2 separate regions of the Homo sapiens genome follow, and region 1 is linked to region 2. Evidence: chromatin loops called from intact Hi-C (ENCODE). Cell type or tissue: GM12878. All regions are shown on one strand. Each heading gives the region's core, and the rest is flanking DNA. Links, peaks and the distances in the headings are about the cores only.

The links. Hi-C counts contacts between places; a loop is a spot of excess contacts. Peaks named below come from ENCODE experiments on the same cell type or tissue, not always from the same donor. Only the 100,000 strongest peaks of a DNase experiment are listed, where the experiment ranks them.
Region 1: a loop joins it to region 2, with 2.5 times the contacts of the local background. A loop is called at or near these places in 1 of 110 quality-filtered maps.

What each region holds. Positions count from the first base shown.
Region 1 is chr15:39,551,907-39,556,300 of GRCh38, reverse strand. No RefSeq gene overlaps it. Among named protein-coding and RNA genes, the nearest start is that of THBS1, 27 kb to the left of the region's middle. In GM12878, for the core only: no CTCF peak of the experiment used is centred there; DNase peaks (open chromatin) are centred at 1,848 and 2,120.
Region 2 is chr15:39,410,092-39,414,485 of GRCh38, reverse strand. All of the region lies in intron 1 of LOC105370777 (a long non-coding RNA gene), which reads left to right. Among named protein-coding and RNA genes, the nearest start is that of LINC02915, 160 kb to the right of the region's middle. In GM12878, for the core only: no CTCF peak of the experiment used is centred there; DNase peaks (open chromatin) are centred at 718 and 2,645.

The DNA of each region.
Region 1 (4,394 bases), core at 119-4,118, 140 kb before region 2:
AGTCCCTGGAGAAGTGAACAAGGGAGACTAAGTATATGAAAGTTCTCCATCTAGGGATGCCGAAAGTTCATCCTGAGGCTTCTGGAATCTTTGCCTCTGCTCCGTTTTTGTTTCTCTAGCATCCATTGAGCATTACTAAGTGCTTTACCCTGTTGCTCACTACAACCTATTTTGCTGATATGAAAAGAAAGGCTGAGCGAGGTTGGGCAGGTTGCCCAAGTGCACATAGAACATGCTGGGGCCAGGATTTACACCCTCACACTCTAGCTCCAGCAGGGGCACTCCTAGCTGCTCTGCTATCTGCCCTTCTCAAGCGGTCCTGCATTTTTCTCTATGGCCTTTTAAATGCTTGCTGGCTGCAGAGCTCCTTTTCAATTCCTTCTACCTGATTCTTAATCCAGGGGGGGCAGAGATTGACTCACCAGCAGTTGGAATCCATAGAATTCTACGTGAAGCATTTCCAAGGAGTAGGATCACACCCAGAAGAAGGGGATCTTTGCCCTTCCTGACTCCACAGGGAGCTAGTGGGACAGTGAGATTGGTGGAGACTGCCACAAACATTTCTGTGTAAAAGAAAAGCTTGCTTATTGGCCGGGCCCCAGTGAAAGGGTCTGTATGCCAGGGCTGTCCAGTGATGCTCTCAAGGCTCTCAAGGCCTCTCAGGCACAGAGGCAGAATAGAGGGCAGTGGGGAGCTGGGGGAACTGGGGAGAAAACCCTCTTAAAGAGAACAGGGGCTGACTGAACAATGCAGGGAAAGAGCATAGATTGAGAAGTCCGAGGGACACAAGTTCAAATCCAGACAATTGCATTTGCTAGATGTGTATGGAAGTTGCTCAGTTTCTCCAAGTCATAAGTCTAATAACTGCCTCACAACTCTGCCATTGCAGTTAAAGTGAGCAATACGAATGATGTGCCTCATACAGGGCTTGACTCTTACCAGGCACTCAGCTCATGGTGGCTGTTATTAGCCCAGGGGCAGATACAGGGAATGAAAATTCCTTTCTCCCTTTGACCACCAACCCAACCTCTCCTTTTTCTTCTTAGATTAGGCTGCTGTAGAGGTATGGATGTGTTTCTGGTTTTGGCTGTTTGCACATGCTGATCAAATTATGACAGTAGTGTGAACTTAACCTGAAATTAGAAAGAGAAACCAAATTATGACAGCAGTTGGGCAAAAAGATCTTCAAGTGGATTATTTGGTTAATAGACATTCCCTGTGGCATTTCATTTTTTTTTCTAGAGAGAAACCATTGATAGATATTAATTAGTATTCTGAATGTACTTTGTCTTGGCAATGCCTCTGCTGATCCTGATCTGAAGGTGGGTTGGCTGCCTCCTGTACAGCCTGACCTCCTCTCCAGGGTGCTGGACACTCTTACCCATGTTGATAGTTGAGACATTTTTGTGGTCTGTGTCCTTTTGTTTCTAAAATATAAGGGGTTCTAGTGAATTTTCCTCCAATGAGCTAGTTTGCCTTTTTGTAAGTAGTCTCAGCTGTCTGCTGTTTTTTCCTATAGATTAAGCCTTGTGGGCTCACCTGTCTCATTTTGCTCTTCTCTCTGGGGGTTGCCCTCATCCCCCTTTGCAAGTCTTCTTCTGGTATCTTTCAGGGGTCTTTTGTTCTCTCTTCCACATTGTTAATTAGAATGCAGAATCCAATCTGGAGTGAGCAAGCACTGACCCCAGGGCACCCTGCTAAGCACCTCTTCTTGCTGGAGATGTGCCACAGAGCCTCACCTTTCCTTCGTAATCTTTTGTTAGTGTTCAACCCATGTGACTTGCTCTCCCTGCCAATTTGAACCTTTAAATGTCAGCAATTAAAATTTCATGAGCTGTTGTATGAAATGCTGCAACTCAAGCCCCAAACACAGCAGCTGCTGTGTTTCTTTTGTCTTCTCATATGGTTACCCTTTCCAAAACAAGATATCATGTTGTTTTGGATTTTTTTGTCCTTAAGAAAGCCGTTTTGCTTATTGCTTGAGACATTCCACTGTCCTTGATACATTTACAAACTATATTTTTAGCCACAACTATCCTTACTTTGCTAATTACAGATTTACAGGTGCTGGTTAGTTTCAGAACAAATGTCCAGACATTTTCAGTTTCCACTCCCCTCCACCCATCTGCTTCCCAGTAAGTTGTGAGAAATAATGAAACTTTTCACTGGTTTCTTACTCAGATCTTTGAACACCCCAAACTACTTATCACCTGGCCCCTTTGATTTGTAAATGTTCAGGTTGTCCAATTACTGTTTTTTGTATTATTTTCCATCAGCTCTATTTGTAGAGTCTATGAAGTCATGGCATAGTATCTAGTTTCCTTTTTATAGAGGAGTTCCTATCTGTGAGCCATGGTTTTCAGCTGAGGCCGTGCATTAGAATCCAGGGTGGAGTCTTTAAAAAATTCAGATACCCAGATACCTTTCTTATCCCCTATGGAATATTGATTTAGAAGGTTTGGGGTGGGGATATGAGCATTTATATGTTTCTAAAAGCTCCTGAGTTAATTCTAAGGGCACCCTGGTTGATAGCCACATTATGGACTGAGTCCCAGGTCTGTGGTATCGAGACCACCATACTGACTGGCCCCAGTAGGCCCTGGGGCCTGGTCTATGGACCCTGAGCCTGGGTTCTAGCTTCTGTTACCTCTCCCTGATGGAGAGGGTCCATTTGAGCAGGGGCTTGGCTATATGGAGAAGGTTGATGGGAAGACATGAAAGGAGGGCTTGGTAGGTGGAGAGAAGGGCAGGATGAAGCAGAAGACTGTCGCTAGTGTAGGGAAGACACGGCTGAGTTACAGCTTAGCCCAGAATGCCTGAGAGAGAGTGGTGGGAGTCCAGGTTGGATGTGGGTCAGGGCCTTGAACAACAGACTTCACGTGTACTTTACTCTTCATAAAAAGCAGTGGTGGAGGCCAGCCCTAAGGTATTGCCAGGTAATAATAGATGGTGAATCCCTGTAACGTCACCTCTGTAAATAAAGCCAAGTTTTGTCTTTCTTCTCTTCATTATTTCCAGGACAGATTATATAGAATCCAGAGCTCTTTGAAATAATTAAGAATGCACTTTGCTTTTCATGATCTTTCTTAGGAGGATTATAAAACCGATGGCTTGTTCCACACATTTTGCCTAGAGGCCTGGGTCCTGCCCAGGCGATCCCCTGGATTTCTTCACATTGCTCCAGGAACCTCACATCTCCCAGCCAAGGCAATCAATTGCAGCAGAATTCCAAAGGGTTTCCCTGTTCATGATGGGGTTTCTGCCAATGCCTATAAATAAATAAAATCAATGTCTTTTTTGTGTTTTTGCTGAGCTTTATTGGTTCCCCTTATGAGATGAGGAAGGATAGGATAAGAAATGAAGAACTTGTTTGTATTTAATCTTCCCGAAATATATTTGGGCAGACATTATTATCTGCATTTTGTGGCCAAGAACATTGAGGCTTAATCGAGGTTAAGTAACTTGCTTGTGGTCACAAAATAGTAAGTTGTGAAACTGGGGTAGAAAACCAGGTCTTTCTGGCCCCAAACCCATGCTTGCTCCATTATGCCACCTCTTCCTGTCTGGGTGGAAGGTCTGCCAGGGGATGTTGAGGCATCCCTGGTAAGGTTAAACCTCATTTACATTTTAAACCAGACACTAGTCTAGAGGCATGTCTAGGCTGATTGAAGGATTTGGGGCAGATTTAGGGTAGGCTATGTGCATGTGATGTCTGGGAGATTGATAATGGGCTAAAGTTGGGATGGTTGCAAGACCAACTTTGGCTGCTTTGCAGTTTTGCCCAGAACTATAGTAGCATCCAGGGAGCTGGTGCTCAAGCTGAGATACTAGCCTCTCTTTGGAGTTATTAACATATGTGTTCTCCAATTCAATATTGTTCTCCTGCTTGGCAGAGGAGGAGAGGTAAACAGATGCACCTGGGCAGATTTTCTTGAGTCGTTCCAGGTAATCTTTTCATAGGATGTTTCTGGCTGCTATTTCCCTTTCTTAGCACTCCTGGGAACATGTACGGGATGGATAAGCTCACGGCACTACTGTGCCTGATATTGTTGTGCGGTCTACCCAGTGTTGTGGGACTGATAAATCTGAGTTGCTAGAGTATAATTTCCATGAGGGCAGTGTCCAGGTCTATGTATCTTCAGTATCTAGCACAGTGCCTGATACATAGCAAGTGCTTTAAAAATATCTGTTGGATAAACCCAAGTGTTCTGGTTTCACATGGGCTTTTCTTCATTCAGTGATTCTACATCAAAGAGATTTCCCCAGGGCTCTAGAGAGTATGGAGAAGAGTTCATTATAATGCCTTTATTTTTTCACTGTTATGTTTTTCTTTTAACCATGAAGTCATTTTGGGGTCCCTTTGTTTTGTTTGTTTGTTTTTTAGTTCTCTAGTC
Region 2 (4,394 bases), core at 259-4,258:
TGCCCAATAAATAATTACTAGAAGCTTGATGAATTCAAAGACATTTAAAAACTGTCACAGAAGCCGCTCGCAGCATACAAAACCTCTGAGTCATTTAAGCTGTGTGACATGGGGCAAGTTCCTTAAATTTTCCAAGCCTCAATTTCCTAATGTGAACACGGAATAATAATCATACCTGTGTTTTAGGGCTCTCTTAAGAATTAAATGAGATAATGCATGTAACGGGCTTAGCAAGGTGAGTGCTAATTAAAATGCTGTTTGTTTCTCTATGTATGCAATTTGTGAAAATATTAGGAATTATATGGAAGGATGACTATAAAGCAGAAAACAACACCTATGATAAAAGATAAAAATGAAGGAATCAGTGTGTCTGGCAAAAAAGATGAGGGAGTATGAATTGCTATACAAAAATATATAGACTTATTCCCCAGAATTGGGGCTCTTCTCCATCTTCACTGAATACGGGCTACAAGAAAATTTTGACAAACTGCAGCACATTAGATAAAAATTAGCTGTAAAGTTGAATTTCCACTAGGGCCCCAAGTTTACTGTTGTCTCCCAGTCAATTCTCTCTATTCTTAAATATTGTCATTATAATTTGGTTATGTTTAGCCTGCACTTTGTGTTGCAACAGGTTTGTGATGTGTCACTAGAAGCTGAAGTCAGTGTTTCAGGGCAGTATATTAGTTTCTACTCAGGCACAACTAGCAACACATCCTGTCTTTGCGTGTTTTCTGTTTCATGTGCTCTCCAGATGAGCAATTAACATTTAAATGCTCATTTTGGTGTTCTTTTTAAAAATGAGGAACTGTCAGACATTGAAACATACTTGTGACATGATTCTTAGAAGTAATTGAAAATTGAGATGGGTGAACTGTTGCCTAGGACTTGAATTTCTACAGGCCAAGCCTTATTTGTGTATTTACTTAATATGTAATATATGTATTTTTGTATTTACATATTTACTTAATATTTCTATTATACTCTATGTGTATTCATTTAAATATTTAGACATATAAGCATTGTTCATTAAGCACCTTCTAGGAAGAAGTGATACATGATTCAGAGAAGAGCTAAAGATGTTTCCAGTTCCAGGGAACTTTGATAGGAGAGTTGTGAGTTTACATCACAGATAAATCCTCATTTGATCAACAAGTATTCGTTAGCACTTGCTATATTCCACTCTTCGAAGGTACTGGCCATATAACCTTGAACAAACAAGAGTTTTACTTTCTTAGAGCCTGTAGTACGTAATTCCAGATAATGGTGATAAATGTCATAAGAGAGGACTAGCAAAGCACTCAGTAAATTTAGAAAGCAAGGAGCACATCCATCCAGGAAGCTTTCAAGGAGAAGATGGGCCTTAAAGTAAAGGCAGGGGTCTGCCAGCTAAAGAAAGGGTCTAAGGCTTCCAGGTAGAAGAGGGGCAAGGATGATGTCCAAGGGTTTGAACTCATAAACAATGTCTAGGTATAGGGGATTGCAAATCATCTATTAAAGAGTCAATCGAAAAAACAAAACAAAACAAAACTACACAACCACAAAGGAGTGGAGCGAAGCCTGCAGAACAGGATTCCTTAGCCTCAGCAGTACTGAGACTGGTCAATTCTTTGTGGCAGGGGGCTGTCTCATGCATTGTAGGATATTTAGCAGCATCTCTGCTCTTTATTTATTAGATACTGCCAATACCACTAGCATACCTGGAGTCATGACAAAAATGTACCCTGGATGCAGGCACAATGCACCTCCCCTTCCTCTTAGGGACCACCACAATAGAGTGGGCCCAGACTGTGAGGATCCTTAACTATCACAGTGAGGAGTACTGATTATAACTGGATGTAAAGGGTCCACCAATATCAGCTGAAGGATTATACTGTTAGCTTTGTGCATCAGATTGGAGTTTGAAGATATTGAAAGGGCGAGGGGAGATATTTGATGGAGAACTATTAATAAGAGATTAACCAGGTAGTGAGAGAAAGGACAAAAAGAAATAAGATGGTAGAAATTATATTATTAATCTGCCTTTGCCACTTGTTTCCAGGTCTTTTGCATCTCTTGTTAGGTTGTTTTATTCTTCTGATTGTTGAAGTGCTCAAAGCCTAAACTTGCTCTTTGAGGGGCGTTATAAAACTTCAGATCATTTATTTGTCATAGATGAAATAGGTTCCTCAAAAGATAGTTCTCTCTGGGGGAAGTGAAGGATGTGAGAAAACTTGTAATAATCTGGGTTGACTTTGGATTGTGGAAAGTTGAAATGCAAGAGACTTAGCTCCTTTCAGTGCTCCCTCGAGATAGTTTCATGCTGGCAAGAACTGAAATGATATACTCAAAGATTAGAGAAATAGCTAAGCCTTCAGCAAGTTTATAGAGGAAAGAACACATTCATCCAGGAAATTTTCAAGGAAAAGATTTGATATTTATGCAATTTTATAGACAACTTGGGAAGGGCAACTTAATGAAGCCCACATTTATCAGTAGTATGTGGGGTGTGTGTGTGAGAGAGAGAATGAGAGAAAGTGTGAGTTTGTGTGTGTGATTCCTTCCTCCTACCTTACCATCAGTGCTTGAGCTTACTCTGCATGCCTCTTGAGGATTCTCACTCTTAGTGTGGTCATAGACAGGAAATGGAAACCTGGTGGTTTCCAAGCCCATCGCTTTTGCTGATACACTGTGGGATGTTGGGCAAACCATTTCACCTCCCTGTGCCTCTGCTTTAGGTCATTGAGAATGAGGAAGCAAGATTCCATCAAACATTTAACTTTCAAAATCAGCTGTGGTCCAAGAGGTTGAGTGTCCTGGCTAATTGGCTTCCTCTTAGTTAATCTCCCATTTCTATGTTATGATCAAACTTTGATTGTGGTAGAGTCAATGGCTGCTCTGTGTCTGTGGTTTTAACGCAAGTCTGATCTTGAGTCTGGGTATGTGCATAGGTCTAAATCTTAGCCTGTAATAAGCCCTCTCCAAATCCTTCCTGAGGCTCTGGGCTAAATATGTCCTGGAAGTGAGAAGCAAGGTACAAGATGCCAGGGCAAAAAGAAAACACCACCTGAATAATCTAGTAGGTAGAGCCAGCTTTTAAAGATAAGTTTGCCTCCCTGCTCAGACAATTGATCTCTGCACTCAAAAGCAAATAAGTCTGTCTTACCCATTGTTTTCTTTTTTTGTTTTAACTCGAAATATGTCAGTGAAGTACTTCCTAGGTCTGGGAAACTGGGCAGTTGCAGAAAACAAAGTTCCCCTTGCCAGGGAGGTTACATTCAAGTGTAACCTGGGAGGAGACAGAAAATAGAGAAATACGTTTTTTCAAGGGGTTAAAAATGATAAAAAATAAGATAGAGGAGTCAGGATGATAGTGAGATTTTAATCTTTTAGGTAGGGTGGCCAAGGGGAGCATTTCTGAAAAGGTGGTATTTAAGCAGCCATCTGAATGCAGTGCGGAAAGGAATGCCACAGCCGTTTTTTGGGGGAGCACCCCAGGCACAGGGGAGCAGCAAGTTAAAGGTCGTGAGGAGAAGTGAGCCTGGAGTGTCAGAGCACAGAAAGCCTTTGCTTGAGGTTTAAACTGTCCAGGAATAGGCTGAGGAAGACCCGGTGGTGCTGGGATACAAGAAGAGGCGTTCAATTATTCTGTTGTATCTTTCCGGTTTTATCACTTCCAACTCAGAAGTGTGCGACAATACTATTTGCCCTATAGTTTACTAGAAAAAGCTAGATTGTACTTCTGGATAAATCAACCATCTTGAAAGGAGAAATCTGCAGGGAAGAACTTGAATGAGGTAGCTTTGCACCTACTGGAATGGGAGCCAATACAAATGGATTGTGCGATTGGGGTCGGAGCACTGGGGCCTAAAAGATACTTGAGAATCGTAGTTACTATCTATGATAGCTCCAGGGCACTGTGAGGCTTTGGAGTGTCCTCTTAACCTAGGGACTCCAGAGAAGGTTAGCAATAATTAACACATGGCTCCAAATCCATGATATTTCATTTCCTTCCAGATGGGGTACTGTGTTTTCATTTATTGCCATTCCTCATTGCAGAGAGCACAGCAATAGGAAAATCATGTGCACGTAGTCAATATTTATTGAACATGTTGTAACTGAGTCATAGACCTAGGAATCTGGTGATACTGGGAAAATCTTGGAGGAGCTTCAGGTCCTGGCCCCTGCTGATGAAAGTATAAGTTTCTTCAAGACCAATATGGAAAACATCTTCTAAGCTCATATCAGGATGGACTTAGCAGTCATAAACCAATCACTTGCCATAAACCAGTCAGAGATATTATTCTGAAGAAAATTTGTTGCTAGAGTTGTTGTAGTCACAGGATTCTAGTGTCATATTAACAATGACTTTTTGATGACCATATCCATAAGACATCCATATACTTGCCAAAATT